Regions from separate parts of the Mus musculus genome. Here regions 1 and 2 are each linked to region 3. A link is a loop called in an ENCODE intact Hi-C map of the cell type or tissue named here. Cell type or tissue: heart. All regions are shown on one strand. Each heading gives the region's core, and the rest is flanking DNA. Links, peaks and the distances in the headings are about the cores only. Region 1 holds the start of Fbxo10 (F-box protein 10). Region 2 holds the start of Zbtb5 (zinc finger and BTB domain containing 5). Region 3 holds the start of Slc25a51 (solute carrier family 25, member 51).

What was found. A loop is a pair of places that touch in the nucleus more often than their neighbours do. Peaks named below come from ENCODE experiments on the same cell type or tissue, not always from the same donor. Only the 100,000 strongest peaks of a DNase experiment are listed, where the experiment ranks them.
Region 1: it touches region 3 in a loop (2.1-fold over the local background); 3 of 42 quality-filtered maps call a loop at or near these places.
Region 2: it touches region 3 in a loop (3-fold over the local background); 10 of 42 quality-filtered maps call a loop at or near these places.

What each region holds. Positions count from the first base shown.
Region 1 is chr4:45,078,549-45,089,057 of GRCm38, reverse strand. Fbxo10 (F-box protein 10) reads left to right here and starts at 4,454. Exons shown (of 11, transcript NM_001024142.1): 1 at 4,454-4,568. In heart, for the core only: no CTCF peak of the experiment used is centred there; a DNase peak (open chromatin) is centred at 4,387; H3K4me3 peaks cover 2,363 bases; H3K27ac peaks cover 2,335 bases.
Region 2 is chr4:45,011,283-45,021,791 of GRCm38, reverse strand. It overlaps Zbtb5 (zinc finger and BTB domain containing 5), which reads left to right and starts at 9,380. Exons shown (of 2, transcript NM_173399.3): 1 at 9,380-9,568. Polr1e (polymerase (RNA) I polypeptide E) reads right to left here and starts at 3,183. Exons shown (of 12, transcript NM_022811.3): 1 at 3,000-3,183; 2 at 2,415-2,518. The coding sequence starts at 3,120. It overlaps 1700055D18Rik (RIKEN cDNA 1700055D18 gene), which reads right to left and starts at 8,982. Exons shown (of 1, transcript NR_166789.1): 1 at 7,441-8,982. In heart, for the core only: a CTCF peak has its summit at 5,964 (motif pointing left); DNase peaks (open chromatin) are centred at 3,191 and 9,291; H3K4me3 peaks cover 3,525 bases; H3K27ac peaks cover 3,473 bases.
Region 3 is chr4:45,404,950-45,415,458 of GRCm38, reverse strand. Slc25a51 (solute carrier family 25, member 51) reads left to right here and starts at 6,693. Exons shown (of 3, transcript NM_001009949.3): 1 at 6,693-6,764. It overlaps Gm46852 (a long non-coding RNA gene), which reads right to left and starts at 6,069. Exons shown (of 3, transcript XR_001784277.2): 1 at 5,982-6,069; 2 at 2,421-2,550. In heart, for the core only: a CTCF peak has its summit at 5,923; DNase peaks (open chromatin) are centred at 5,948, 6,568 and 7,358; H3K4me3 peaks cover 3,133 bases; H3K27ac peaks cover 2,580 bases.

The sequences.
Region 1 (10,509 bases), core at 954-8,953, 330 kb after region 3:
TACATCTAATTGAGTTGTTGGCCAAAGGGATCTCATGGGAATCCCCAGACGTCCCAGGCTGTTGCCAGGACTCTAAGGCTGCGCTCCACAAACTGACAGCAAGGCCCCACGGCTGAAGAAAAAACCTACACAATCCACTGGACATGGAGAAGCTGAGCTGAGACCTACAGAGCCTTCACTTCTATGTTCCAGCGGCTTTGGTTACAGGAAGGTACTCTGCATGCCACCAAAAAAGACATACGAACAAACACCAAGCCAGCCACAAGCCCTTTGATGGACAGTGGGATTCTGAAAGATGTGCCAGGCAGTGGTGGCACAAAGCTTATGGGAGTAACCAACCAAATAGCTGGTTTCACTTAGGGCCCGTCCCACAGAAAGGACCCATACCTGACATGGCTTGGGTGCCCAAGAACCAGAGGCTAGATATAAGGTAAAATAGAATGCTACTAGACTATTAAAAAATGTAGTAATAAAATGACTCCTGGGAACATTCTGCTATACTTAGCTCAGTGTCTGATTCAGCCGCTGGGGAAGCCTCCTTCAGCAGCAGATGGAAACACATACAGCAGAGAGTCACAGACAGACATTATGCAGAGAGTGAGAGACCTTGGAACACTCCGCCCCGAGTGGGATGTCTCCACCAAATCCTGCCCCTCTGGTCTTGGTCTTAGGGAACCCCTCAGAAGAGGATGCGGAAGAGTGTAGGAGCCAGAGCAGATGCACCAGGAAAACAATGTGACCAAAACTCCTATGAAGGCTGGAGATGGCTCAGTGGTTAAGAGCACTGACTGCCCTGCGAGAGGTCCTGAGTTCAATTCCCAGCATCCACATGGTGACTCACAATCATCTGTACTGGGATCCAGTGCCCTCTTCTGGTGTCTGAAGACAGCCACAGTGTACTCATGTACATAAAAATAAATAAGTCTTTCCTCCTGTCCATCTCCAATGTGATAGATAGGGTTTGGCTTTTTTAAGTTACTATATTTTATTTTGTTATATTTTATTATTGTCCCTTAGGGACAAAAGCCTGTTTGTTGATGCTGTTGTCTTTTTTAATATATGTGATTTATTTATTTTTATATATGTGAATACACTGTCACTGTCTTCAGACACACCAGAAGAGGGCATCAGATCCCATTACAGATGGTTGTGAACCACCATGTGGTTGCTGGGAATTGAACTCAGGACCTCTGTCAGGGCAGTCAGTGCTCTTAACCTCCGAGCCACCTCTCCAGTCTGTTGTTGTTGTTTCTAATGAGAGACAAAAGAGAATGGATCTGGATGGTAGGGGATGTGGGAGGAATTGGGAGGAGTAGCGGGAGGGGAAACCATAGCCAGGATATATTGTATGAGAAAACAATCTACTTTCAATAAAGGGAGAAAAAATGAAGACGAAGAGCTTTTGAGAAAGATGCTCAACGGTGACTTCTGGCCCTTTCTCCTCCCATGGACATGTACATACATGTACAAACACACACACACACACACACATACATATACCACAGAGACATAGAAAGAAAGAAAAAAAAAGATATAGCAGATGTACAATGATATTTCTGCTTTTGAAACTGGATGTTCTATTGGCAGCCGCCTCCCCAGGCAGCCGCTCAATGTGTTTATTTTCAGCTTCCATAAAAATTCAGTTAAGAAACTGATATGGAGACATGGATACATAATGTAAATATTGTGGGTTGTTGGAACATAGAGATATGCATGTGGAAAGAACACTAGAATCTGGAGTTCACAGTCCTGAGTAACAGCTTCAGCTTCCTAATATAAATTATGGGAGTCTGAGTTTTTAGTTGTAAACATTAAAATCCAACTTTGGCAGTCGTGAGGAAAAATATTTTATTAGAAATTGTGATGGTTTGTATATCCTTGGACAAGGGAGTGGCACCATCTGAAGGTGTGGCCTTGTTGGAATAGGTGTGGCCTGGTTGGAATGGGTGTGTCACTGTGGATGTGGGTATAAGATCCTCACCCTAGTTGCCTGGAAGTCTTCCACTAGCAGCCTTTGGATGAAGACATAGAACTCTCAGCTCTGCCTGTGCCATGCCTGCCTGGATACTGCCATGCTCCCACCTTGATGATAATGGACTGAACCTCTGAACCCGTAAGCCAGCCCCAATTAAATGTTTTTTATAAGACTTGCCTTGGTCATGGTGTCTGTTCACAGCAGTAAAACCCTAACTAAGACAGAAATATAAAGGGAATTTGAGGATCACCAGGAAATCTAGAGAATCAGGCTAGGATGCCAGGTAACTGGAACACCACTATTTGCTGACCATTGGATCCCACTGGAGGGATGCAAGCTCACAGCTTTCAGGGTACCCAATGATGCTCTAGTCAAGCTGCTGGTGTTGCTTTGGAGCTGTTACATAACATGTAGGCCTCAGTTCTGCACAGGGAATGTTTATTTGTACAATTAGAGTTAAGTGGGAAGACAGAACCGATCTAGAGTTTCAACTTCCATAACAAAATACCTGGTTTGGTTCTCAACAAGCTCATCATTGAAGACCCCCCGTAAGGTAGGAAGAGAGCTGAGACCCGCAGGCAGCCGAAAAGGATGATAGCTGTTGGGTTACCTGTGGCCAAATGACTCTGCCTGAGTCTAATCTCTCTATAAAGCAAAAGTCTACATGGCCGTGGAGACTGTATGTGCCCTCGTTCATTTGCTATAAATACGAATGACATGCCAGGCTGCTAAGGTGAGCAAGCCCACTCCAGTCAAATGAAGTAGAGAAGTCAAGAGACAAGAGCATTACACACATGGTGGGATGGAGGCCTGCGCCAGACAGATGAGGGTAAGAAGAGAGGAGCAACCAGTCGCTTACAAATACTGTTCTTGTGCACAGACATGCATGTAGCCAAAGCACACTTACGCATAAAATAAAAATAAGTAAATCTTAAATAAAACGCCACTGTCTTGACGTTTAAATGTTTATACAAGAAATAAAATCCCCCCGCCCCCGTGGCACCTTTGGACAGATGAAGAAGACAGACAGCATGCTGTGTTAGACGGGCCCCATTGTTGTCCTTTGAATGTCCTAACCTTTTTAGAGAAATGCCAACACAAACAATAATGTTTGATAGCACAAATCCAGGAACTCAGGCTTTTAATTGGGTATTGAAATTCATATTCAGCCTGCTGGTTTCATACAATGGGCCACTTTTCAAAGGATTAGACGTGCGATCGGTTTGCCAAACGTAAGCGACGTCTAAGCATGGCCTTTCCACTACATCTGTGTGCTTGCTGAACAGCTCTCGGTCAGCATTCAATTGTTGGGTTTGGGTCTAGGTGTTTTGTTTGGGGTTTAAACAAATGAATCGTTGAAGGCTGGGATGTAGGGGGGTACAGGGGGTACAGGGGGGTAGCACTTGCTCAGCATGTGCAAGACCCTGAATTTGCCTTAACCACTGCATAAAACAACACCCCCCCCAAATTTGACTTTACTGCAAAACTGTCTCAGATCCGTGTGTGTGCCCCCATATCCACTTCCAGTACTTCAGGCCAGTCTCTACTTCTCTTGTCTTCTCAGCACAGAGTATCGAACACCTGCATTCTCCCCCTTCAATGGCTTCCTTTATCATGGCTTATGAAATACTGATGACCTCTAATACCCTTTTATCTAAGACCTCGGGATGGTGGGATACAGGGTTGGAGAGACAGCTTACTAGTCAGGAGGTTTATTGCTCTTGCAAAGGATCCACTTGGTGGCTCACAACTGTCTATATTCAAGTTCCAAGGGCTCCGGCTCCCTCTTCTGGCTTCCAGGGCCCCCTGTGTGCACATAAATCAGGTGCATAAAATACGCATAAAAGTAAAAAAAATCTACAAAAAAAATATTTTTTCTTAGGAGTCGTCTTGTCTCCCTCAGCGCAGGAGCTTTCTCTGGCCTCTTTCACATAGCTACTCTCATGAGGTCATCACATTCCTCAAACCCTAGTTTTCAACCAAAGAGCTCTTTTCATGTACTTCATATAATTTTAAATACATATGGACTTAAACAGCTTTTCCGGTTTATCCTCTCCGCCACAGAGTGGATTTCAGAACAGGAGCCACCACCGCTTTGTTCTCTTGGGCCCATAACTAGTAGTTGGTGCAACAGGTACTACACACATCATTTGCGTTGTGCCAAACGTTTTCCACACAACCCACCCATGGCCCCAAGTCCTTCCTGACTTCTAGCTGGGCTCAGGGTGACTCCAGCTCCTATGTGCTCATATGCACGGAGCCCAGGGTGCTGTTAGGCTATAGTGGTGATGGGAAGGATCCGCCCGCTTCCAGGCCCCTAGGAGCCTCCGGCAGTTCCCGCCCACGATGCTGTTCCCACCCCTTCGGAGGCCACGCTCGCCCTCCATCGCCGAGCCCCGCTCGCCCCGCCCTCCTTCCAGTCTCACGGCCGCGCGCGCTCGCAGGCCAGCCCTACACCCGCGTCACGTGACAGCCACCGGGGGCGGGGCTCGCGGCGAAGTCGGACCCCGCTGTGGCCGAGCGCCGCAGTCCTCCGGCAGCCCTGCGGCTTCCAGGGCGTCGCGGCCGCGGCCGGGCAGCGCCGCTCCCTGAGGTAAGAGGCGCAGGAAGGAGGCTTCTCGGGAGCCCGCGGATGCTCCAGGCTCACCGGCCGCTCGGTCCCTCCGTGGGCCCAGCGTTTGGCTGGGGTGCGGGGACCGGGCCTGGGGGCACTGCGGGAGGTGGGGGGCCTCGGCTGCCGGAGCTCCGGGAGAGCTGTGCCCCCGTCCGCCCCCACCCCGGACCCACCCGCGGTCGCCTCCAGCCCCAGGGCTTTGCAAGTGTCTGAGAGAATGAATGCGATTTTGCGGTTTGCTAGCCTTCACCTGGGATGCAGGAGAGAGCGTGCAGTCGCGCACCCAGTGGGTCTGGTTTTAACAAGTCGCGGAGACTCGGTTTCCGCAAATCTTTGAAGGAAGAGGGGACGACCCCCTGCCCGGCCTCCCTCCTGCACTGATGGCAGAGCCGTTTGGAGAGCCAGAACTCCGGAGTTGGTGTTAGTTCCATCCACCACCCACTAGCCAGGCAACCTTGAGCCACGTCGGTGGTGCTTCTGTTAAAAGTAGAGATGATGTAAATGAGCTAAATACCTAATAAAAAATGGAAAAAAAAAATAAATAAATAAAAGTAGAGATGAATTCTTCGGCCCGAGGTTGCTGTGAGGATTAAGCAGGAAACGTTGAGGACTCCTTAGAGAGCACTCTCCGTGTGAGCATTGTTAAAATAGCAATCTAGGAGTCCATGATAGACGTCTTTCTCGCAGTAAGCACACCGTCCTCTGTGAATGTGATTCTGAAAAATGTGTCGTTTTGGCTGAGGAGCCCTCTCCCCTTTCCCAGGCCCCCTTTGCCTTCTGTTTCATATTGGCATGTGAACCTGTTGTTCCTACCGAATGAGTCAGGCAGGATGGGAACGCTAATTTACTTGAGCAGATGGGTATCAGATTCCCTCTGAGGGGAAAGAAAACTGTCAGGCATGTGCTATCACAAAAAAAAAAAAAAAAAAAAAAAAAATACAGTAGGGTGATTGACTGTCTACTGGAAGATGCCTAGGAGCCCATGGAATCCAGCCGTCTCCTGCACACAGAGAAGCTAGACCAAGAACGAGGCCAGGACTTTGATTTTGCTCAGCCATCAACACTGTTGGCCTTGGGTAGTAGAAAGAATGCTTGAGCTTGCCTATGTTCTAACTCAACTGTTCGTTTATTCTGGCAACAAGATCCAGACAATGGTGTCTGCCCCCATGGAGCTGTTTGCATAGCTAGCTATGTTAGTTATATAAAAGTCTGTATGTGCACACACAGGTGTGTGTGTGTGTGTGTGCGCGCGCGCGTGTGCTCACGTGAGTCCATGTCTGTGTGTGTCTGTGCCCCTCTGCTGGTTTGCGGTATGTTTTATGATAACAATAAGCTTTCAGCTCCCAGAGAGCTGGCCTCATAGCATCTGGCCCCAGGAGACCAGCACACAGGAGAGGCTTGAATTGTTTCATGATCCCTGTCAGGTCTCCAGTCCTGGTGGAAGCTTGCTGAGATTTGGAGACGGGAGAAAATGGCACACTTTGTCAGAGCTTTTAGGAAAGGATTTCCTCTGGCTTGGAATGCCTGGATTTCTTTGTCTCTCTGGTCTCTGGCCTCTTATTGTTTTTAGATATCTAAAGAGAGCAGCCCTCAACACGGTGCCTTCATTTTGGTTTCCATGGTTATCAGGGGAATTACGTTTACATGATGGCACCGGTAGCTATTGAGCTGTGTGGCCAACCACCAGTCACTCGTCTGTCGTTCTGGCTTGTTTCGTTTTTTTTTTTTTTTCTTTTTCCAGTTGCAGTGCAGACATATTCTCCCTTTTCTTATTTCCTCCTTTCCTCCTGCTCTTCAACAAGTGACAGTGTGAAGAGGGATGGGATGGGAATGAGAGCCAATGAAATAAAGATAGACATGGGAGAATGTAGAATCCTTTTTTGGCCCATCCCATTGGTGGTGGTGATAATGGTGGCAGCAGTGGTGGTGGTGATGATGGTGGTGATGATGCAGATGCGGAGCTGTGGTATAAGACTAAGGGTATCGTCAGGTGCGAGGGTCAGGTCCGTGGACCTCTGGAAAGATGCAGATGGTGAATCAGCCTGAGCTCGCAGAGGCAGACAGACAGTGTCCTGGGCAACAAGAATGCCTCACCTGCTTTTCAAAGGAGATGAGAGAGAAACGTATTCCTTTAATGGGCCGCAGTCACAGAGGGATTACCACATAGCACAGTAGCATTCGTGCCCTGAGTTTCCATTAATGGATGAGCCGCCTCTCTTTTTTTGGGGGGGGGGGTGGGGGTGGGAGGGAGGTTTTGAGACAGGGTTTCTCTGTGTAGCCCTGGCTGTCCTGGAACTCACTCTGTAGACCAGGCTGGCCTCCAACTCAGAAATCCGCCTGCCTCTGCCTCCCAAGTGTTGGGATTAAAGGCGTGCGCCACTACTGTCCGGCTCGCTGTTCCTTCTCCAAGTCGCCTGTCCTGGGCTTTGTGTGAACGAGCTACGGATTCTCCTGTCAGCTTGGGGATTTGTTTCCCTACTCACCTAACGTAATGGGGTTGTTAACATAAAGGGGCACTAGAGTAACACCTGTGTATGAGCCATTTGTTTCGGGTGAGATGTTTAACCAGTGTGTCTAATCTCTCAAGTTGGCCACCTGACTGACACAGTCACATATTGGTTTATTTTTTTCTAGTATTCTGCCAAGTAATCCAAGGCCTTCATTAGTAAGGATTCTAAACTCTCTGGAGGCTTCTGTTGCCCAGAGGGGTCCTTCTTGTCACTCTCAGAGGAGAGAGAGCTGTGAGTGCTGCACCCAACTGTTATCTCTGACCGCCGTGTGATGTCACTGGAAGAGCTGCCCCGCACAGTCCAAGGATGTGTAGTAATTGCTGCTCAGTGTCCTTTAGGGACCAGATCCCTGTCAGTTAGTCGGATCCCTGCCAGTCAGATCCCTGCCAGTCAGTCGGATCCCTGCCAGTCAGTCAGATCCCTGCCAGTCAGTCAGATCCCTGCCAGTCAGTCAGATCCCTGCCAGTCAGTCTGATGCCTGCCAGTCAGTCGGATCCCTGCCAGTCAGTCAGATCCCTGCCAGTCAGTTGGATCCCTGCCAGTCAGATCCCTGCCAGTGCCAGTCAGTCAGATCCCTGCCAGTCAGTTGGATCCCTGCCAGTCAGATCCCTGCCAGTTAGTCAGATCCCTGCCAGTCAGATCCCTGCCAGTCAGTCAGATCCCTGCCAGTCAGATCCCTGCCGGTCAGTCAGAACCCTGCCAGTCAGTCGGATCCCTGCCAGTCAGTCGGATCCCTGCCAGTCAGTCAGATCCCTGCCAGTCAGTCGGATCCCTGCCAGTCAGTCAGATCCCTGCCAGTCAGTCAGATCCCTGCCAGTCAGTCAGATCCCTGCCAGTCAGTCAGATCCCTGCCAGTCAGATTCCCTCTGGACTCTCAGGTTAGAGCTTTCTTTAGTTCCCAAAGCACCACTTCCTGGGCCTTGAATTGAGCTTGCTCCTAGGCTGACTTCTTCTATCCTTCAGGGGTCACCGCTCGTCACTGAGATTTCCTCCCGCCCCTTTCAAGTCTTTTATCTGAATTTAAGGCCTCCATCGCCCTTCCTTTTCCTATGCTTAACCCGAGTGAGTCCCTTTGGTAAACTAGTTCTGCTTTGTCATGGGGTTTTACCTAAGCAGAGATCCTCAGGAATGGCAGTTTTCAACACGCCACCCAGGTCGTTAGGTACCTCTTTCAGCCTTGTTCTCCCAAGTGCAAAAAGGATCTTCGGGTGATTCTTGACAAAGCATCCATGTGTTCCCAGGCGACTGTTTCCACCTGCAGTCTTAGGTGAGGCAATTGCAAACATCCTCAGCTCACCCCCTGCTTTAGTGGAGGTGGGGCATGCTTGCAATCTCATCACTCTATAGGGTAGGGCAGGAGGATCAAGAGCTTAGGTCCACCCAGGCTTCGTGAGACTTTACTGAAAGAAAAATGAAAAAGAATATGCTCTACTGAAAGCAAAGCGTGTTTGGTATATGCAGTGTTAGGAGTTTGGGAACCAAGGTTTTAAATTGAAGACAAAGGATTGCATCCAGGCAAGGTGACACTATCATCCCAGCTCTTGAAAGACTGAGGCAGGAGGATTTCTTGAGCCTAGGAGTTTGAGTAAGTATGGCAAGATCTCAATCCAGAAACAAACAAAAGCCCGGTTAGGAGGGTTTTTGTTTGTTTTGTTTTGTTTTGTTTTTAATGATGGTTTTTATGTTCTTTCAATTTTTCTAAGAATCAGTATGTTTATTTCACTATCTTTGTTTTGAACATTTTTTTACTCTGAAAGATAATATATACAGATGTGGCACAGATGTATAGTTTGGCAAATAGTAGTGAGGTAAGTCACAGTGTAAACACTGCAGCCTTAAGAAATGGAGTGTGGTCAGAGCTTCCTTCCAAGCCTGAGCTCCTCCCCCAGAGGCTGCCATCTTGACCTGTGGATGGCCGTCTCTTTGTCACATGCCTTGTGTGTGTGCATCTATCTCTACACAGTGCCGTTTAGTTTAACTCCATGCGTGTGAGATCACCCTGTCTGTATCCTGGGTTTTGCTGCTTTTGCTCAGTGTGTCACTGGTGTGATTAGGTCACAGTAAGTTCAGTCAGCAGTGGGTGGGCACTGGGTTACCAAGGACGTTTGCAAACATAGTCTCTCTTTCTTTTTTAAAAGATTTATTTATTTTTATGTATTTATCTGAGTACACTGTAGCTGTCTTCAGACACCCCAGAAGAGGGCATCAGATCCCATTACAGTTGGTTGTGAGCCACCATGTGGTTGCTGGGATTTGAACTCAGGACCTCTGGAAGAGCAGTCAGTGCTCTTAACCACTGAGCCATCTCTCCAGCCCTAGTCTCTCTCTTTTAAATTGCATTTACTCATTTGTTTGTGTAGCGGTAGGAGACTTGCATAAGGTGGGTTCCCAGGATGGACCTCAGATCATCAGGCTTGCCTCCTGACCCTGTCTCTGGCCTTCCTCAGGCATAGTCTGTCATGTATACCAACAAGCCTCCTAGGTTACAGTCATCCAGACGGAATTGCTTTGTCTTTGATGGTGGCTGATTTTGGTTTTCCTTGTTGGTTTGCTTTTTGAGACAAAAACTAACTGTGTAGTTCAAGCTGTCCTGGAACTCAGTATATAACCAAGACTGACCTGGAGCACACAGCAGTCCTCCTGCCTCAAGCTTCTATGTGCTGGAATCTACAGGTATGAACTACTATGCCAGCTTCTAAGTTTCTTCCCTACTAGCAGTTTGTGAGTTATGTTTGTTCCCAGTCTTGGGAGATACTTGCTTTGGCCAGTTTATTATTTTTATGTGTATTGTGTGTCTCGAGGCTTTGACTTACTTTCCTTGGTTATTGCTGATATTGAACACTTTGCTATGGTTAATGGGATGGCCTCTGTGAAATATCCAAGTCATCAGACCTGTTTTTTAATGTGGTTCCAGGTTGGCAGGGTTGTCGGGCACTTTATCCACAGGTCCATTCAGCTGGTTCTGCAGGTACATTGTTAAGTGAAGCCCACGCTCTACTCGACACTGTGATCCACATATCAGTGAAAGCGTGCAGAGTCCGTCTGTCCGTCTAGGTCTGTGCGGCCTCACTTAGTATCTATAGTTTTCAGGCTCCTCCATTCACCTTCGTTGTATGTAGGTACCATGCTTTCATGGTGGATGGACATCTAAGTTGTACTCATGTCCTGTGTTGTCAGCAGGGCAGCAGTGAACATGAGCGAGCAGATGTCTCCAGTAGGCTCTGGGGGGCCTCTGGGTATGCCTGGGAGTGGTCTAGCTGGGTGGTGTGGTAGACATATCTCCTCTGGCTCTTTGAGGAACCGCCACACTGGTTTCATAGTGGCAACACCACTCTGCTCTCCCAGGAGCAGTGAATGAGGGCTTCTCTCTCCCACATCCTTGCCGAGGCGTTTGTTCTCACTTGTTTTCT
Region 2 (10,509 bases), core at 1,621-9,620, 390 kb after region 3:
CTGATGGTCAGAATGGGCATTTCCCAATGGAAGTAACGCAAGCCACCAATAATACCTGAAACGTATGTATTCAACACCCTTAACCATCAGGGAAATGCAAATTAAAAGTGTTTTGATGCCTATTGAGTTGGCTTCGTGGGTAAAGCCCAGAGGATGACCTGAGATAGATCCCCAGAGCCACATGGGGAAAGGGCAGAAGCAATCTCCTAAATTGTCCTCTGATTTACACACATGCACACTGACACACAGACACACAGACACACACACACACACACACACACACACACACACGCGCGCGCGCATTCTCATGCAGTGATTAATCCCAGCACTCAGGAGGCAGAGACAGGTGGATCTCTGTGAGTTCGAGACCCGCCTGGTGTAAAAAGCAAGTCCTGGAGAGCCAGGGCTATTCCACAGAGAAATAGCAACCACACAAACAAGCAAACAAACAATGCTTTGCGATTCCATCACGCCCCAGTCAGAACAGCTATCACCGAGAAAACAACTAACAACAAATGCTGGCAGAGATGTGGGGAAAGAACCGTTACTCACTGCTGGTGGGAGTGCAAGCTATTGCTGCCACAGTGGAAGTCAGTGTGGAGGGGTCTCAAAAACTACAAGTGGAAGTGCTGTGTGAGGCAGCTGGACCACTCTTAGGCATACACCCAGAAGGCTCTTCAGTTAGCACACTGTATTGTACTTCTACAATCATGGTTACTGCTGCACGATTCACAACAGCCAGGAAATGGAACCAGCTTAGATGCGCATCAATGACAAAAACAGATAAAGAAAATAGGTTTTCCTCTCCTATGCAGAATCTAGATTTAGAGTGTGTGTGTGTGTGTGTGTGTGTGTGTGTGTGTGAATATGCACACATTCAAGGCATGAGAGTTGAAAGGAATCATAAGAGGTGCAAAAGAAGGGAAACGAGAGGCTGATATAGTATGTATGTAATGAGATATAATGTTGATGTGTTGAGAGTGCTTTGCCTTTATGCACACATGCATGCCTTATCTATGACGTGCCCACAGGAACCAGGAGTGGGTGTTGTGTTCTCAGGAACTAGAATTATAGACAGTTGCTACCTCCATGTGGGTTCAGGGATTGAACCCCGGTCCCCTGGAAGTGCTCTTTAATGCTGAGGCACCTCTCCAGCCCAGTATGTATGTCATGAAAGAGCGACTTATTTGGGAGGGAGGCAAGGGACCAGCAGGAGGGGGATATGGGGGAGGGCAGTGGGCAGAAGGCAGTGGGAATACAGATGAAAATAGCAGTTCTTGAATAAGCAGCACAACGAACTATACAGTGAGGTCTTGGTCTCCTAGCACTTATAGGTACCTAACTGATCCTATACATAACTGCCTTGTGACCTTTCTGACGTTAGCTCGTCCTATGAGGGCTGGCTTCCCATCGCAGCCAAGCTTTTCTTCTCCCTCGTTCACTAGGGCACCAAACATCTGCTATCAAATCGTCCCTCATTCCCATTCACCCTTCTCAGGAAGGCATTCAGACAAGCTGAGACTTGTTTCCTACAGAGCTCCCTCCCCAGGCCCTAAACACTCCCTTAGACCCCAAGCTAGCTCTACTGTATGCCTGTACTACTTGGTGAATTTGAGTCTCTGGAAAGCAGACCGGTCTTAACCCTGGCATCTACCCGGGAGAGACCAGAGATGCTAGTAAGCATCCTGTGGAGCTGGGTGGTGGTGGCACAGGCCTTTAATCCCAGATCCCTGCACTCAGGAGGCAGAGACAGGTAGATCTCTAAGTTCAAGGCCAACCCGAGCTGTACAAAGAAACCTTTGAAAAAACAAGCAAACAAACAAACAAAAAAACCATCACTCTGGGGTCACATTTGATTCACAAGCATCTGTAACCCCAGTTCTAGGGGATCCAATGCCCACTTCTGGCTTCCACTAGCTACACACACATTGTACATAGACAAAAATGAACAACACCCATACACATAAAATAGGGTTGAAGCTGAGCTCTGAACAGTGACCTCCCTAAGAGGTGCAAATCCCATGAAGATGCTTCCTTAGCCTGCGGCATGAGGACATGGTGAACGTTCAATAAGGTCATGTAGGGGGACAACTTATGAAGCCAGGGGTGGGTGGTGCTGCACACCTTTAATCCCAGCACTACGGAGTCAGAGACAGGTGGTGATTCTCTGAGTTCAAAGCCAGCCAGGTCTATATAGTAATTTCCAGGATAGCCAGGGCTACAGGAAGAAACCCTGTCTGGAAAGATAAAGCCCATATAAGTGAAAAGCCCAAAATCTTGCTCCTCAGTGGGGCCAGAGTCTCATTTGCTACTCCTCCTTTCCTCCCCCCCAGGCCAGGTCTCCCATGTCTGCCCACACCAAGAACCTTTTGAGGTCTGCAGAGCCCAGACCATCTGTACCAGCAAGCACTTACCACGATCCGGTGACTCCTCTGCCTGGGGTTTACTAAGTCGGTGCTGTTGTACAAGGTGAAGCGCATGTCGCCCGGATTCTGCAGCTTCCCATTGGAGAACTGGACTGTAAGAGTGTAAGCCAAGAATAAGAGGCGAGGACCAGCAGGGTATGGATGGGGAGACCTGCACTGTGGCTGGACGCCGGTAGTGAAGGCAAGGGAGCTTAAGTCCGACTTTCGGGGGGCGGGGGGGTATGAAGAAAGCCCTGGTCCAGTTCTAAAGAGGGAGATGGAGGAGGGGAGGGGAAGTGACCTCTGGGCAGGGGTTGTGACAAAAGAGAACGACTGAGGAAATGCCATTAACTGGCAAGAGAGGAAACTCTGCTCCGTAGAGGGGGGAAAAGGGCAAATGAGAGAGCTGTGGAGATGTCAGGTCCCTGGGCACTGCCCTGAGACGAGTCCGAAGTGGTGACGATAGATGAATGCGGAGGGAAAAGGTGATGGTGGCAGGGAACCTGTCCCGGCTGCAGGCAGTGGGCTACCGTGGTACCCAGACAGAAGCGGAAAGGATTACGCGGAACTCCGCTCCGGGTCGGCGGTCTTTACCCAGCACAGCTTTCTGCCTGTCGTCGGGCTCTCCACAGTACAGCCACCTTGCACTCTGTAGCGCCTCTGTCTCCGTGTCTCCAGCCTGGTCATCCATCCCAGGAGACTCCAGAGTAGCCATGAGCTCGCCGGTTCACACGCGGACTCAAAAACCGGAAGTGACATTCTAGGCCCCGCCCAGGGTACACCAGCAGTAAGGCCACGCCCCTCACTGGATCGCGTCCCCGCCCACTCTTTGGTTCTTTCCCTTGAGGATCACACCCTCCCCCTTGCAGGAGGATGCAGTAACTCCCCTTTCGTCTCGGACCTCCAGGAGAGCAGCTTCACTTTTGTGTTGTATTGCTCACCGCAGGCTCTAAGCTGTGGGACCAGTCACACCAAAATCTCCAGAACTGTGAACCAAAATAAAAGAAACCGTTCCTCTTTATGAGCTGTCTTCATTTTGTGTTGTTATTGTCGTTTAAGGCCGGCTATCACCATGTGTGTAATCCTGGTTGGTCTGGAACTCATTCTGTGAAACATAATGGCCTCAAATTCACGGAGATTAGACCACCAGCTTTGTCTCACATATTTTGTTAAGGTAATAGAAAAAAACTGACTAATGTAGGGTTTCTCCCTGAGTAATTTCAATGCAGCCACCCAAATAAGAGAGCTAACAGTGATTCAACCATGTAATCTTGTAGTATTCAATTTCCCCAACGGCCTTGATACTGCCTTTTCAGCTAAAAGAGCCTGTCAGAAACCGTGTTGCAGCCTTACACTTGTAATCCCAGCATTTAAGAGCAGGGCTGCCATGAATTTGAGGCAAGTTCAAGTGAGAACTGTCACACATACACACAAATTATACTTTGCTTCTAGCTGTCACAACTCTTTGGTTGGAAGGTTACACTTTCTTTGACTCTACCCAGTGATTTTCTATTGATTCTTTCCAGAAAGGAAAAAAGAATATAAAAGGACTTAGTTAACTAATTAGTCATCCCCCCTTCTGTCAGAATCTTTTCCATACTCAGTTTATTTGAGGTTAGTAATGAATGGTAGAGCCTATTAGAAACATTTCACTTTTTAAATTATTAATTTATTTGGGTCCCAAGAGGGAATGTATGGTAAAGCAAAACTGCTCATCTGGTGGTCAAGGATGAAAGGAGGAAGAAGGGACTGAGGTCTCTGTTCCTTTTGGGCTCAGGTTGTCTTCAAACTCCACTTGTTCTGTGCCTGAGGGTGACTCCCCATCCTCTTGCCAAGTGCTGAGATTACATACACACACCATCACACCCAGCCAGAAAGAAAGTTTATTTCATTTCTTTCACTTCTGCACCTCCAACTCCTGAAAGGTCCTGTAAAAAAAAAAAGTGGGGGGGGGGGGGACCTCAGCAAATGTTGAGTGAGAGGTCTGGAAAAAGCTCAGTGGATAAAGGCACTTGCTACCAAGTTTGATGGTCTTCCTAGGACCCACCTGGTGGAAGAAGAGAGCTTACTCGGTAGCATACATCTGCATGCACACACAAAATAAATCAATGTAAAATAAAATTTAAAAATGAGCGAATGAAGGAAAGGGTAGGTAATAGAGTAGACCAGGTCATCAATCCTTGGAGCCTAACTAAGTCAGGGAGCGCACCTCAGAAATACTAATGTTCTTGCAACAAGTTAGCATAGGGTTTATACATAATAGATACTATGTATATGTTCACTGGCTACATAAAAATGGACACTTGTATGGAAGTTAAGAGGTGCCAAAGAGGGCTGGAGAGATGGCTCAACCGGTAAGAGCACTGACTGCTCCTCTGAAGGTCCTGAGTTCAAATCCCAGCAACCACATAAGCTCTGATGCCCTCTTCTGGTGTGTCTAAAGACAGCTACAGTGTACTTCCTTATAGTAATAAATAACTCTTTGGGCTGGAGCAAACGGGGCCAGCAAGAGGAGCAAGCAGAGGTCCTGAGTTCAATTCCCAGAAACCAAGTGATGGCGTCTCGACCCCTCTCTAGCACAGGGACACTATGGCTTTGCTATTCAAAGCACCATGGTCCTTGAAATGGTGAAATGGCAACATCACTACCTGGGGTTACTCTGTGCCTGAGGGTGACTATGATCTCCCCACCCCACCCCCCCACCCCCGCCAAAAGTGCTGGGACTACATAAATGCACCATCACACCCAGCCAGAACGTTTCTTTCTTTTCTTTCACTTCTGAATCCATCAGATCATCTGGAAATCAGCATGTGAGGTGGGTATAGTTGAAAGTTGGGAAGCTCTGTTACACCAGAGTGGTTCCCTTTTGGGGCACCTCTTTGCCAGGATGGCATAGTCACTGGAAGTCCTCTGCACTGGCTGCTTTCTTACTGGTAAGAGAGTGAGGAGGATTCCCAGAATTACCACAGGCAAGGATGCAAAAGATAGAGATTCTGTCTGGGAAAAAGAAGGGTTACCCATGGGCCAGCTGGGTCAGAATTGTAGTGCATCCCAACGTTGCTCAATTAGCTGACAGTCGTCAAAAATACACGGACAACATACATATATGTATACATTAAATAATAACTGAATTGGGACAGAAAGAATGTTAGGAACCTTTTTCAAGTAGCAATCTAAAGTCAAAAATTTACAGTGGCCTTCTTTGGGATTAAAAGCATGAATTATTAAAAGTATGTAAAATTAGCCAGGCGTGGTGGCACACGCCTTTGATCCCAGCAGAGGCAAAGGCAGGCGGATTTCTGAGTTCGAGGCCAGCCTGGTCTACAAAGTGAGTTCCAGGACAGCCAGGGCTATACAGAGAAACCCTGTCTCAAAAAACCAAACAAACAAAAGTAAGTAAATTTTACCATAAGAATCTTTGCTTCTTAAATTTAGTTTGGAAATTCAGAAACATCTTGCATTCTCTTTGAGTGTGTTTTTAAGAAAAGGAAAATTTGAATTTTAAGTTGGGGGTGGGGCTGAAACTTTTCCTGTTTTCTAGGGCAATATCTCCATCTGCTGGTGTTTCAGGATATTGCCGATGGAGGAGGAAATGCAAGGGAGAGCCTGGTTTGCAGGGATTACCCAGAGCTCAGAAACCAACCATTGTTCATCTTATTTCTCCGCTTCCTTTCTTGCACCAACATCTCTCTCCCATTCTCCTCTTCTGTGTCACCTTGATCTTCTGTCTTCTCCTCTCTTCTTCCTTTCTCTTCTTTCTCAGTCGATGCAGGCTGCCTGAGCAAGTCTTTGTAAGGCTAACTTCAGAGTGGATGGATTTTTGTTTGTTTCCTTTGCACGGAGCTAAATCTGCTACAGCTTCAATCCCTAACTGAAGCTCTGATCTTTGGGGCCATGGAGAGATTAACCATGTTCCTGTGCCAGAGGCTTGCAAAAATCCCTTCTCTTCCTCTTCTTCCGCTTTTTCTTTCTCCTATGCTTTCCATTCACCAGCTTCAACAACTCCTCCCAGCACTCTGTTGTTTCTCACACACCAACACTTAAAAACAGTTCTTTTTCATCCTCTGGGATGCCATACACCACTATACCTAGATCTGATGTCCCACATGCATCAGTACCAATCTGCCAGCAAGCTGCACAGAGCAGAGAGTCCATCCTCAACTCCCCGCCCTACAGACCACTATGTGCTCTTATTTAGTTATTTACTGACAGGGTCTTGGTATATGTCCCTGGCTGGCCTCAATGCACTCCATAGATCAGGCTGGCCTCTAATGGGTCAGTGGAATGTTGGCTTCCTAGTATTTGCCTGATTGTGTTCATTTCCACATATTTATACTTCTTGATAACTTTGGAATAGCAGTAAACAAAACAATAACTTTTCTTTGATAGGTTCTTATTTTAAGGCTACCCTTACACTCAGCAAGTAGCCCAGGTTAACTCAGAACTAGAACTCCCCTTCATTCTTCTGCTGATAGTCAGGATATAGGTGTGTACCCACACTCACAACAGAGAACAACAAAGGTGACTTTGCTAAATTGATGCTTTTAACTTTGTTAATGTTAAGTCACAACATTCTTGCAATATTCTTTAATAAAAAGATGAATTGGGGCCAATGAGGTGGTTCCGTGGGAAAAGGCACTTGCTGTGAAAGATTAGCAACTGAGCTCAACCCCTATAAACATCAAAGCGGAGACAGAAACAACTGCAGCAAGCTTTTCTCTATGTGCTGAGGCACCTGCATGCATGCACATGTGCACATACACACACGTACAACAATAACAGTAATAAATGAAACATGGCAAAAAAATTTAAAATAAAAACAAAGAGCTAGGCGGTGGTGGCACACGCCTTTGATCCCAGCACTCGGGAGGCAGAAGCATGCAGATTTCTGAGTTTGAGGCCAGCCTGGTCTACAAAGTGAGTTCCAGGACAGCCAGGGCTATACAGAGAAACCCTGTCTCAAAAAACAAAAACAAAAACAACAAAAAAAAGAATCAGTGCTTTATATTAAATCTTGTTAAACATATAAGTGTTCTCATTTTCATGACATTTATTAAATCATTAAAACAATTACCAAAATAACACATATTGGATGTATACTAGTATAAAACACAGAAACTATGGATAATAAAATTGTAGTAACCCATAATCTCACATCCCTTTAAGAGAGCCATTGCTAACATTCTGTTTCATCTCTTGGGTTTATCTCTGTGCATATGCACTTTTTCTTCTTTAACAGGGTCTTACTATATAATCCTGCTTGGTCTGTAACACATTGTGTAGACCAGGCTGGTCTCAAACTCAAACTCATAGTGGTCCATCTGCTTCTGCCTCCCAGTACTGGGATAAAATGTGTGAGCTACCACACCAGGTTCTATTTTTGTGTAATTATTATTCTACTGTATTCGGCTCTGTATGCTCTCTTAAAAAACATTTTGTAGTGGGAGTGGATGGTAGAAAAGGGAGAGAATGTCAGGAGCTAAAGGGTTAATCTGGAAAGGAAACTGGGATGAGGGAAAGGGGAGGGTATTGAGGGCATCCTCTTCCCCATTTTAACTGGTCAATAAAGGCTGAGGCCTGTAATTGGGCAGGGGAGGGGAGAGGTGGGAGGTCTTGGAGAGTAGGGACAGGTAGAGAGGAGAAGGGAAGGGGAGAGGACTGAAGAAGAGGAGGAGCAGAACCACGTGGCCAGGAGAAACTGCAAATAGCAAAGGGTCTCGCAGCTGGGGAATAAGTTAGCACAGTGCTAGAGCTGTCCAGTCTAGGTACATAGCTTATATTTATAACTGGATTGTGTGGTTTTTATATGGGTTTATTGGGGTTGGGAACTGGTGCAAACTAAGGATGGATGAAGCCCTAGGAAACCCTATTAGCTTGTGAACCAACTAAGAATTTTATACTATCCTTCACTTGGGAAAAGGGATTGCTTGCTTATTAATTGACTTAGTAGGGCTCATCCCTTGTGGCCTGTCCATTCTCACGCAGGCGTGAACTGAGCACAAGGACAGCTGAGCCCAAGCCAGGAGGTAGCTTTAGTCTACGGTTTGTTTGAATTCTTCCCAGGACTTTCCGAAACCATGGTGATAAGCCCAGTAAACACTTCCTCTTCCAAACTGCTTTGTTCAGTTTTATCAAAGTAACAGGAAAGCTATCTAGAACACATAATCTTGATTTTACTGCTCGGTGGTATACCGCAAGAGGCCAAGGCGGCAGCCGGGCCTTCCTCTTTCCCACCCGGTCCAGCAGACTCTTTTGCGGCATTGATAAGAGGGCTGAGCCCTGAAGTTTTAAGGTGGTGGCGACTGTAAACTTGATTCTGGAGTTGATGGCTTGGTGGGCACACGTCGGACTGAGTTCCGACCCTCCCGTTGCTATGCTGGACGTCTGGGCAACTGAGACGCGATGCGGGCGACGATCCACCCAACCACCATTAGACCGACGGCATTTCCTACTCATTGTGAAGCTCGCCATTCGTCTCACTCGGCTTCTTGGGGTTCCGTTTACATCTTTTCTCAAACCTACAAGTTAGAAGTAATCTCCAGCTCACAGCGAGAGGAAGTCACCTGTCCTTCAGACTCCAGGTCACAGTCAGCGCGAGCCAATGGAGGGACTCAGGGCTGGCAGTAGTCATTGCGATTGGCTCAAGTAGACGGAAAACACTAGCTTTCCTTATTCATGCTGAGTTCTGATTGGGCGTGACATAAAATAGCTTTTCTACAGGCCAAACCTGGTGTTGCTAAGTGATAAGTCCCGCCTTCAAAGATCTTTGAGAACAGTTTTACGGGCTGTAAGGCAAATTGTGATTGGTCAGAGCGCTCACGGATGCTGTGGTAGTAAACACAGCCGGGGTCCTGGGATGGCGGATTGGTCAGATTTTCAGAACGTCACTCCTACTGTGGCCCCGCCCTCCTGATGATTGGCCATTGGAGGCCTGTGGAGGCGGTGACATGGGTACCTCACATCCGTTTACTGTAGGCCTCCGCCGGGTCCTCAAAGAACCGCGCGAACGGGCTGAAGGAGCCGGGAGCGAGGGGCGGGGCGGGCGGAAGTCACAGCCGGGGAAGCCAGTCTGGACCTTCCCGCCTCCTTCCTCAGGGTCGGTCCGAGCGGAGGAGGGCCACCGCCTCCTCCTGCGAGGAGAAGGGGGGCGGAGCCCGGCTCAGGTGAGGCGACCCTATCAGCTAGAGTGGCCTGGGCGCGCGCGCGCGGGGCGCGCTCACGTGCAGGCGGTTGTGCACCGGGAGCGCGCCGAGGCATCGGGGAGCGCGCAGCCGTTCCGGGGCCGCCTGTCCACCCTGTCTTACTGCTGAGGGGTATTGTTACCCTTCGCCTCGGTGGGGCCAGGAGGGTGGTAGCTCAGTTCTTGTGCGCAGGCGTCCCCTGTGTCCCGACGCCCGGCTGTCGGTGCGGGGTGGGCAGGGACTAGTGCCCTGCAGATCTGCTGCTGGACATGGAGCCTCTCGGGATGCTGTGGGAACCCGCGCTCGGGATCTGCATCCTAGCGGGATGAGCCGAGGAGCGGCTGCCCTGCGGGATGGAGGCGAGTGGCTCTCTTGATCCTGCCCTGGGTCCTCCTGAGCGATGAGGTTTCGTTTCATCAGAGCAAGGCCATAAGCTGTCTGGATTCGGGAGCCAGCGGCCGACGACAGGGGTGGAGTCAGCGTTTGGGAATGCCCCAACTTGTTAGACAAAAGTGTTTAGTAGGCATTTATTGAATGGCCACTTCTTCCAGGCTTCGTGCGAGGAGCTGTGGGGTGCGGTGGTAAGAGACAGCGGTCCCATCTTCCCCTGGAGGACCGACTGCTTAGCACATAAACAACAGTAGAAATAAGGGAGCGGTTTAAGGGTTTCTGCTTTGTTTTGTTTTTCTAAAGTGCCACTTACTATGGTCAGTCTGCGTCCGAGCATCGTGGCGAACACTGTAGGAACCACATTTTGGTTATTTTTATTTTTGGAGGAAAATTTTTGGGTCAAAGACTCTTGATTACCTTAGTAGCGTGATCTGAGTCTAGGTAATTAAAATTAATAAAATTCGCAATTTTCAAGGACTGAAAGAAAAACATTTCCAAAATATGTTCTTGTACTGCTGAGTTGAATTTACATA
Region 3 (10,509 bases), core at 1,199-9,198:
CTTTATTGTCCTATTATATAAATAGGAACTCCCTGCATCCTTTATTGTATGAATATTAAAATCATATTCATTGATTTCATCATGCTCCTATGTGTTTATCTTCCCCTACACACACACACACAGGGGCCAGGAGAAGGCGTGGATTGTCAGTGATGGAGAATCAGGGTCTTGTATATGGCACACTTGCCATGTGTGCACTTGACACTGCACACTTTGAGGCCTCTGCGGGGCAGAGAAAAAAGTCTCAGAAAGACCAGTGACAAAGAAAAAGCAGATGCTGGACCTGACAGTGGAGACTCAGACGAAGGTGGCACGCAGTCCAGAAGTCATGGTAGTCTGGTGGGAACTGCAGGGCCCACTGTCTCACAAGAGGAAGAAGGAAAGCCGGCTCCTTGAACTCGGGGGTGGAGGTAGGGAGGTTGGGGAGGAATCTGCCTCTAGGAGAGTCTCCCCAGGTGCCCCAAACCTGAGCACCAGGAAATGTTAGGTCTCAAACCTGGGACAATGCTACCTACCTACAGGGTTATTACGTACCAAAGCTGGCTTAACCACCAGCCTTTCCCAGCATCCTCAACTCCTGTTACAGAGTCACCCTGTCTGTCCATCCATCCCTAAGCTCTCCAGCCCAGGGCCTGAGCTGCCCTTCCCTATACAATAACCTCAGTCATTTTGGCTACCAGTCCTTTGCTCTCTTGGGTTCCTGGTTTTCTGGTCTCCCGGTCTTCTGGCTCCCTCCTGGCCTCTTGGCTCCAGGTTCCTCTCTCCTCCTCTCTTACTCCCCCCATCCTGCCCCGCCCCACATCCTCACATGGCCTAGTTCAGTCTGCTGGTCATGTTTGCTTTGAATTTCTCAGATGTTTCTGTCTCTCCTTTGTAGCTATAATAAAAACCTCAACCCCTAGGAGCAGTCATGGCTTCCTTTTCTTTCTTTTCTCCCTTCCTTCCTTCCTTCCTTCCTTCCTTCCTTCCTTCCTCCCTCCCTCCCTCCCTCCCTCCCTCCCTCCCTCCCTCCCTCCCTCCCTCCCTCCCTTCCTTCCTTCCTTCCTTCTTTCCTTCCTTCCTAACTCTCTTTTTCTCTTTCTCTCTTTCTTTTTCTCTTTCTCTCTTTCTCCCATTCAGGAAGGACCCCACATGTCCAGCTGTAGACGCAAAGGTTTCACTTAACCATATATCTAGAAGATTCTGGCTTTGAACTTGTGGTCCCATCGCCTGATCTCATTGAAACCTACGCTCTCTCGAGTTCAGCATTTCCCAGCTTGCCTGATCACAAGGTCCCCGAGTGGCTCTTGTAATGCTACAAATCCCTGAGTCATGTACTTGACGATTTCGTTCAGATCTGAGGTTGGTCTCCACAAGGTTCCCTGGGGCATCAGAGTTTGGGTAACATTCTCTGGGGTAAAGGTCAATTTGGCTTGGAATTATCTTCACCCTGGGCCTTTAGTACCAGGGAAGTATGAGGTATCAGGTACTGCTGGTGAACTGTACCTCTGTGATCCAGTCCCCAGGCCATGGAGGTGGGACAGCCCCACCCCACCTCTACCAGGTAAACACAGGTCAAGGGATTTCTCCCAACACACAAACCATGTGACGTCAGAGGGAATAGTTATTGTGTAACTGCTTGGAAATCCTAGAGCATTGTGCAAATGTTTGCTGTGTACTGACTGGCCTTTTACTAGATAAAAACCTGTTTGTATTTCACAAGTTTGTGTGTCACTCAGATACCAAATGAGGTGTCTCCTGACCCTACTCAGAGGTCACCAAACTTTCTGGGATGAAGCTTGACGCTTAGGTGTGCCTGAGAGAAAAGCACCATTGATGGATGGAACAAGGTCCACCGAAGGAGCAACCTGCTGTCTCTTCCCTTGAGCCCTTCTTCCTAAGCTATGCTTGTCCTGAGGCCATCTTGCTGGAGTCCTGGCCATCTTTTGTGACTGCCTCTTCCAGGTAGTCTTCCCTGACTGCAGCTGGTCCTGCTTCTTTTACTGTCTTGGCGCTTGGCAGCACCCCACCTCAAGCAACCCCTCATACCTCCTTAGCACTCTTTCTCTGCTGGGCTGTGAGCCCATTCATGTACATTCCTGATTCCTAAGAGACCTCCAGTCATTACCGTGGGTTAGGATCTCAATTTGGAGTCGTTTCCTCAAAATTACCTAAAGATCATTGGAGACACATGTCAAATCTATAGGCCGGCTGATCGGGCTTTCCCTCAGAAATCCTGACCTACTCTGCCTCAGGACTGGGACAATACATTGGTGTGTGTCTGGTACCCTTGAATTTGATGTGTGGTGAAGGCTGGCCATGAGTTCTCATCACCCTGCCGCAGCCTCCTGACTTCTAGGATTACAAGTCTGGCCCAGCAGATCTAGGGAATCTCTGCAGCGTCTGCTGTGCAAGCGCCATCCCAGGAGCCGGTTACTTACCAACCTGGCTCCCATAGGCTGAATCTCTGGGAGATCGCCACTGACGGCAAGGTCATGCCACTGCAAAGCAGCCAAATTTGGATCTCCGAGCGGGGGTTGGGCTTCGTTTTGCAGTGTCTGGGGATGGTACCTAGGGTTAAGCACATACTAAGCCAATGGTCTAGAACTGGGCTACATCCCCCCCCCTTTTTTAAAGAGATGTCAAATGTGCACACAGTTTGGGGAAAACCATCATTGACTTGCTGGGCTCTCATCCCCATGGAAATATGTGAATGAACAGACAGAATAGAGAGTCTCTCGGCTGAGGAGTTAACCTTGACTCCTGTTTACAGATACAGGCTTGGAAAGGCGCGCCAAGGGACCCGGGGTGCAGCCTCAGAGAGGAAACACTTGCCTGGCTTGTGCAAGGCCCTGGGCTCCAGCTCCGGCTTCTCAAGAGAAAAATAAAAAGTTGGAAAGGAACCAAGAAAAGGACCAGGTCTCAGAGCTGACATACCCAGCATTTGGACAGACAGACTGTAGAATCTGCGACGTGTGGTTTCCAGGGAAGGGCTGCCAGTGGAGAGGACACTGCAGCCTGAGGCAGTGAGGTCAGGTCAGGGACAGCAGGGATGGGGGTGGGGGGTGGAGGGTGGGGGTGCTGTTGGAACTGAGGGGTGAAGAAGGGACAGGACATTTTCTTCTGGGCAGAGGGGACAAAATGTGTGTGTTTCCCAGGTCAGGGAGGGAATCAAGGCTAGGGACAGAGCCTAGGGGTGTGAAGGGGAGTGGCAGAGTTAGGCCCAAAAGATTAGAGTCGCCTGGGAAATATGAGCAGAACAGAGAGGAAGGGCAGCAGCCCCCAAGTAGAGGGTGACCAGAGGTGACTCTATCTGAGCAGAGCTACTCAGTAGCAGCAGTTTGCATAAAGCTAGCTGTTAAGTTGGACTGACTGTTAAGTTGGCCCTGGGGTGGGCACATGGCAGATTCCTAGAAGGCATGGCGGTGGGGTGGGGCAGGTAAGGAGTCCTTAAAACGATGAGAGAGCAGCGTTCCCATGTACCTCTCCCAAAGACCCAGAGACACAGTCCTAAGTGTGCTGAGAAAGCCTGCACCACCAAGTTAGCCTGAGCTCCTAGAAGCCCTTCTTAAACCTCTGCTCGATAACAGCATTTTATTCTGCTTTATTTTGTCAATCCTCTTCTTCTTCCTCCTTCTCCTTCTCTTCCTCTTCCTCCTCTTCCTCCTCCTTCTCTTTGAGACAGGGTTTTCCTGTATAGCCCTGGCAGAGTCCTGGAACGTGAACTTACTTACAGAGATCTGCCTGCCTCTGCCTCCCAAGTGCTAAGGGAGTGTGCCACCACCTCCAGCTTATTGGCAAACACCTATGCTTCCTTTGGAGCCAAACTTTTAAGCTGAAGAGCCAAGAATGAGTCAGAACGTTCTGTTCTTGGGATTTGTTTGTGGGAAAGAGACACCTTTTTTGGGCAACCGTAACATTCTGACCTCTCTGTGTCTGGGAAGAGGCAGCAAGAGGAGTCACTTTTGCCCAAGGTGACCAGGGAAAGCCTTAGGTGGAAGAGGCAATAGGACCTTGCCAGGCTACCATGTTGGGTGAAACTTTGATGGTGACAAGGACAAGGTTTATAGAACACAAGGATTTGCAAAACATGAGCAGTCGCCCAGGACTGCATTTCAGAAGGTTAGCTAGGGAGAAGGTCACAGCAAGGCAGAGGAGCCCGACCGTGGACTGTCCTGTGTGCCAAGTTAAGAAATGGGTTGCCTGGGAAGGTCCCAAAGCTGAGCAATGACACAAACACACCTGGGTTAGAGGACGCTGTCCGAGGCCCCTGTGGAGGTAGAACAGTTTTAGGATACCAACAAAAGATAGACGGATAATGAATGGGGCTGGATATGGAAAGCTATCCTGATGATGAATTCTAGATTTAAAAACAGGTGGCTTTCATCTTTACAGATCTTCAAGAACAGTGAGTAAAGTCCCTGGAAGCTTCTGAGAAGAAGCTAGAGGCCTGCACTGTGGCCTGCAGCATGACAGGACCGCACTGGCTCCATCCAGACACGAGTGTTCTGGTGAGGAGGGAGGGACACTCTTCTGCGTCGGTTACATCCCTAACTGTATGTTTAATTCCAATCTTTCCCTTTATGTCCCCCCCCTACACACACACAGGAGAATAACCTTTCCATTCTAATCTGAAATTAATTATTTATGCTTATGAACACACTGGATACCTGCCTGGTTTCTTTGCTTTTTGAATAATACATTTGAATAGAAATTCACAGAAGCCAAGGCAAACATAATTTTGAGGTAAATGCCCTTTCCCCAATTGTTGCCTGGTTGTTCTAAACCATGAGATCCAAAAACCTGTCCCTTGTGCTTATGACAGGGGAGGGAGGTTTGCACTAACAGGCCCACTATCTGGCATTTACTGTCTTATTCCCTCCCACTGTTGAGGTGACTTCCTTCTCTGGCCCATATTCCATCAGATCACCCTGAGGCCCAGTTCAAACACCTCTTACCCCATGAATCTGTCCCTGGTTCCTTATTGTGGGGCACTGGGCTCTGCACAGACAGGCTGGTCTCCAGTCGAGCTGAGGTCTGAACCCCGGTGGTCATAGGATAGGGAAACTCTGGCGGGGTGTGGGCCTTTTTTCCCTTTTCCCACTTCCCCCGGGCCCCGTTTTTTTGTTCCCACACCTTCTCAAGGGGAAAGCCTCTCATACTTCTGCTTTTGTAGGCTTTGGGTCCATCAGACTCTGACCTCCCTTGGAGGTACCTGCTGCACAGCTGGCACCTCCTCAGGGAGCCATGACTGTACGTGTGGCAGAGGACACTAGCAGTGTGGCCCAACCCAAAATCAGGAACTTATTTTAAGACTTGAGGGTTGGGTGCTGGAGAGGTTGCTTGGTCACTCAGTTAAGAACATACACTGTGCCGGGCCGTTGGTGGCGCACACCTTTAATCTCAGCACTCGGGAGGCAGAGGCAGGTGGATTTCTGAGTTCGAGGCCAGCCTGGTCTACAGAGTGAGTTCCAGGACAGCCAGGGCTATACAGAGAAACTCTGTCTCGAAAATAACCAAACCAAACAAACAAACAAACAAAAAAAGGGGCTGGGGACTTAGCTCAGTGGTAGAGCGCTTGCCTAGCAAGCACAAGGCCCTGGGTTCGGTCCTCAGCTCTGGAAAAAAAAAGAAAAAGAAAAAGAAAAAGAAAAAGAAAAGAACATATACTCTTCTTGAGTCTGGCACCCACATGGGACAGTTCACAGCCTTTAATAATTCCAGGATCAAGAAATCTGAAGCCCTATTCTGGCCTCTCTGGGTACTTATACACATGTGCTAACAGTAGAATAAATCTATTTTCTTTTAAAAAAGAAATGTTTTGTAATTTTTTTTCCTCTTAGGAACTCATTGACTGGATCTCTAGGCAAACTTCCTTAAAGGAGGCTTTGAAATACCAAGATTGACACTCCCGTTTGCTGACGCTAGAAGGCGTGGCCTAGGAGGCGTGGTTTCCGACAGCTTCAGAAACCTGTAAACACTAAGCAGGCTGGGTCACCCACCTGGAACGGTGTGTAATGGTGAGATAATCCCAGTCCTAAGAGGCAAGCTGGTCGCACATTCAGGAGTCTGCTGAAGAGCCTGCCCACGAAGGCTGACTTTGTCCTTTCTGTCCACTGACATTTATCGCCTGTGGTTCTGCAAATCAGAACCATTGTTCAAATGTCACAACATGGAGGAACCCACTCATGGAAGAGACGAATAACTTGCCAAAAGTCACTCAAGGGATGTCACGGCTATAATTCTGACCCGGCTCTCCTAACTCACAGCAGGGTTCTCCTTCCAAGACTCCACAAACTGTGTGTGCATCTAAGGAAAAAGAGGCTAGCTGTATGACCTCATGTACAACTCAGGTGTCCTGTGAAGTGCGGTGACAAAGAGCTCTCCACCAAGCTTTGAGATCGCCTCATCAGAAGCTTTCGCGCCTCCACGCACGCGCTATCTACAGCCCTGGATCTCAACAGACTACACGCTAAATGACGCGCTTGCTGTTTTGTGGAACAACGAGGCCACCGTATAACTTCAGCTTAAGTCAGGGGGGCGGGGAGACTAGCGGCACCCCCACAGCCTGGCAAAAGGTGCGACAAGAGTCAGTACCGGACCGGACGCAGTACAAGGCAGCTATAGCGCTACCCAGACCCTGAGCGAGGCAGGGCCCTGGTCACGTGGCTCGACGACGTCCCGCCCCGCCCCGCCCCGCCCCTGCCTGGGTCGGACCAGTCTGCGCCTGCGCGGGCGCGGGCTCGCTCGCCAGCCGTCCTGCGGGCTTGCGCCCCGGGCCGTGGGTGAGTCCTGGGTGGGGTGCGGTGGGGAGCGGAGGCCGCTGTGCTGCCCTAGCTTCGGGCCAGAGAGAAGGGAGGCTTGAAGCAGGGTCGCGGGCTGCCGAGCTCCAGGTCCTGCGCTCTCCACGCGTCCGGGTCCCGGCAGCTGCGGCCCGGCTCCGGCCGAGGGCCCTGTGGTGCTGCGGCGCGCTCCGGCAGGGAGGCGCCCACAGCTCGGGAGATGCAGGCCCCGGGGGATCGCGGTGGCCCGTGGTTCCCTTTGTCTGCCACCCGCGGGATCGCGGCGGCCCGTGGTATCCGGTGGTGCTGGCCATTCCGCCCAGCGCCTCTCCGTCCTCCCCGAGTGGGCAGATGGAAGCCTGGAGAATGCTCGTTCCGAGGCACCATGTTTCATCACGCAGGAAAGAGTCTAAGGCGGGCGGGTGGGTGGGCGGGCGTCAATTGTTCCCTTCTGTGCGGATTGTTGTAGCTAGCTTAGGTAGAGGATGGCAGCGCCTCGGCCATGTTTACGACTTTTAGCTTAACCTTTGTCTTGGCCCCTACAGGCTGCCCAGCTGGTCCTAGTGCCCACCTTCTGGTTGTCAGTTTTTACCTGTTGTCTATTGAGCAGAATGAATTGTGTGTGGAGTTACCGTACCAAAATGGATCTCCGGCGCCTTTGCTTTGAAAGGATTTGAAGACTCGGATCCAGGGCACATGAGAAACCAGAGTCGTCACCCTTAGCGTTTCTTAGGGCGACATGACACTTCTGACAAGAATTGACTCTAGTCTCCTTTGTCAGATAGAAGCTAAGATAATGGGTTTTTTTGTCACAGCTGTTGCTTTGCATTTGCAGTGGTAAAATCCTGCTGTAACTAGCACTTGAACCCTGCCTGACCCTGGTTTTGTATGCTGACTCAGACCTGCTGACTAGTGGGAATTCACGTCTTTTAAGAATTACAGTCACCCTTTGCCCTGTTTTTGGTCAAAGACCTTTGTACTAAGGTCATATCTGGCTTTTGCATATCCCTGTGGGCTGAAAGTTACATTGAGTATTTAGAATTTACACTGTGCTTACATCACAGAAGTTTGACCCTTATTGGATCAAAGTGGATTTTGCTCCCTTGTGTTAGGTTCGGTGCCTTACAGCAAACTAGAGCAGTCGTAGTAAATACATTTTATAGTAAGTTGCAAAAGATTATCATTTGGAAGTATTTAAATAGGAACCAGTTTATCAGAGTTAAGTTAGTGATCTGAGTGTTGTTATAAAACATGCCATGTTTTAAAGTTTATATATATATATTTGGGGAGGGAGGTTGGGGGGCTCTAATGTGCCAAGGCGCTTGAATGGAGGTCAGAGGACAACTTTCCAGAATTTTTCTCCCACCTCTCGATTGAGCTGATTGGCAGTTAGCTCCTTACTTGATGAGCCTTCTAAACTCTTATCAGAACACTGCACACTGTTTTTCCTTCTTGTTGCTGCATTAAGAAACTTGTTACAGGCTGCAGAGATGGCTCAGCTGTTAAAGCTGTTAAGCTCATAACCCAAAAAAAAAAAAAAAAAAAAGACGCTAGTCACACCACCCTGGTAGGCAGGGTGCAGCTGACAGGAATGCTTTAAGTCTGACATCTGGGAGGTTTGCAAAACATTACATTTTAGCTAAGCATAGTGGTGCACACCTTTAGTCCCAGCACTCTAGGGGGCAGAGGCAGGTGGTTCTCTTGAGTTCAAGGCCAGCCTGTCTACACATCAGGTTCCAGGACAGCCAGGGCTACACAGAGAAACCCTGTCTCAAAAAAGGCACTTTTTTTTCTGTATAAGACCCTTAATATCTAATAATGTAAGTGGTCAAAAATATTTCTAACATTTCTTATGGTAGTTTGTACAGGGGTCTGTAAATACCTGACTGCCTGGGCTATTTTCTGTTTGCTGACCAACAAGGCCCATTATTTCAGCCGTAACAGATTGGATGGACCAACTTTAATTTGCAAAATGTTGTTAAGGAGCAGAAGAATGAGTTGGGCAGAAGGGAAAAGCAAGCGTGGCCTTTGTTTGTAGCGCTGGGGATGGGACACAAGCAGGGAAGCAGTCTTGCTGAGCAGAGTGCTTGCGAAAGGGCACCGGTGACTTAATGTTCAGGACCACAGCTGTAAGCGGCTGTTAGATGCTGACTTGAGCTGGGTGTGCAGACCATCCTCTGCCATCCAGGCCAGCCGTAGCTAGATGATGAGACCCTGTGAATAGGTGATCACTGTGTAGAGCTGAATAGTCTCTGAATTTGGAAATTGTTAGGCTAGTGTGTGATTGTATACATTTTTGTGAGGTTTTGGGGTAGGGGAAGGGAGGTAGAGCAGGTCTTTCTATGTAGTCCTGGCTGTCCTGGAACTCAATATGTAGACCAGGATGTTCTTAAACTCAAGAGATCCTTCTGCCTCAGTGCTGAGTTAAAAGACCTGGGCAACCATACCAGGGATTTTTGTTGATTTTTAACATTAACTATGACAGTAAAAAAAAAAAAAAAAAAAAAAAAAAAGGGGGGGGGGGCTGGTGAGATGGCTCAGTGGGTAAGAGCACCCGACTGCTCTTCGGAAGGTCCGAAGTTCAAATCCCAGCAACCACATGGTGGCTCACAACCATCCGTAATGAGATCTGACTCCCTCTTCCGGAGTGTCTGAAGACAGCTACAGTGTACTTATATATAATAAAAATAAATAAATCTTAAAAAAAAAAAAAGAATAAGATGTTACATAGTATCAGGCATTTCTGCCAAGGTTTTAGTTTTTAAAATCTTATTTAATGTAAGTTGGTAAACATGAGTCTTCTATTGTTAGGTGTAGTACTAATAAGAGTTCTTAGCTGGGTATGGCGGCACGCCTTTAATCCCAGCACATGGGAGGCACAGGCAGACGGATCTCTGAGTTCAAGGACAGCCAGGGCTACACAGACAAACCCTGTCTCAAAATAAATTAATTAATTAAAAAAATAAAACAAAAAACAAACCAGTTTTTAGACAGGCCTGATAGTACCTATAATTATAGCATTTAGAGGCTGAGGCAGGAGACTTACGAGTTTATGGTCAGTCTGGGCCAAACTAAAGCAAGGCCTGGTCTCAAACTGACAAAAGTTTTTACCTCAAGCCTGTCAGCTGGAGCAGTAGAAAGCATGACTGTTGAAGGCTGGACAGTTAATCATTACCAGGCTCCGTATCTGGCAGAGCTCAGAGCCTGTGGAGCATCATTCGCCGTGTTCTTACAAGCCTCTAACTAAGAAAGGGAAAGGCTGCGAGGACCTCAGGGGAAGAGCCAGAGGTCCCGACTGATGCACAGCACTGCCTCAGGCTGCTCACAACCCACACAGACACGGTTAACAATTAAAAAATGATACTCTACAGAGGCTTGCAACCACATTAGAGCTTGTTGAGATTTTCTAGGGACTGGGGAAGTAAGCGGGTAAAGGTGTGGGCAGTCATTGAAGAACTGGCACTCTGTTGGGCCTAGAGGGGCATTAGACAGCTAGTACAATGCTCAAGAGAAAGGGGCACATACATAGATGTGTCTCTCTGTTTTTAAAGCTTTGTGTTATGTGTGTGAGTACACTGTAGCTATCCTCAGACACACCGGAAGAGGGCATGGGATCCCATAATAGGTAGTTGTGAGCTACCTTGTGGTTGCTGGGAATTAAACTCAGCTCCTCTGGAAGAGCAGTCAGTGCTTTTATCTCTGAGCCATCTCTCTGCCCCCCACAAACATATCTGTTATTTATTATTTA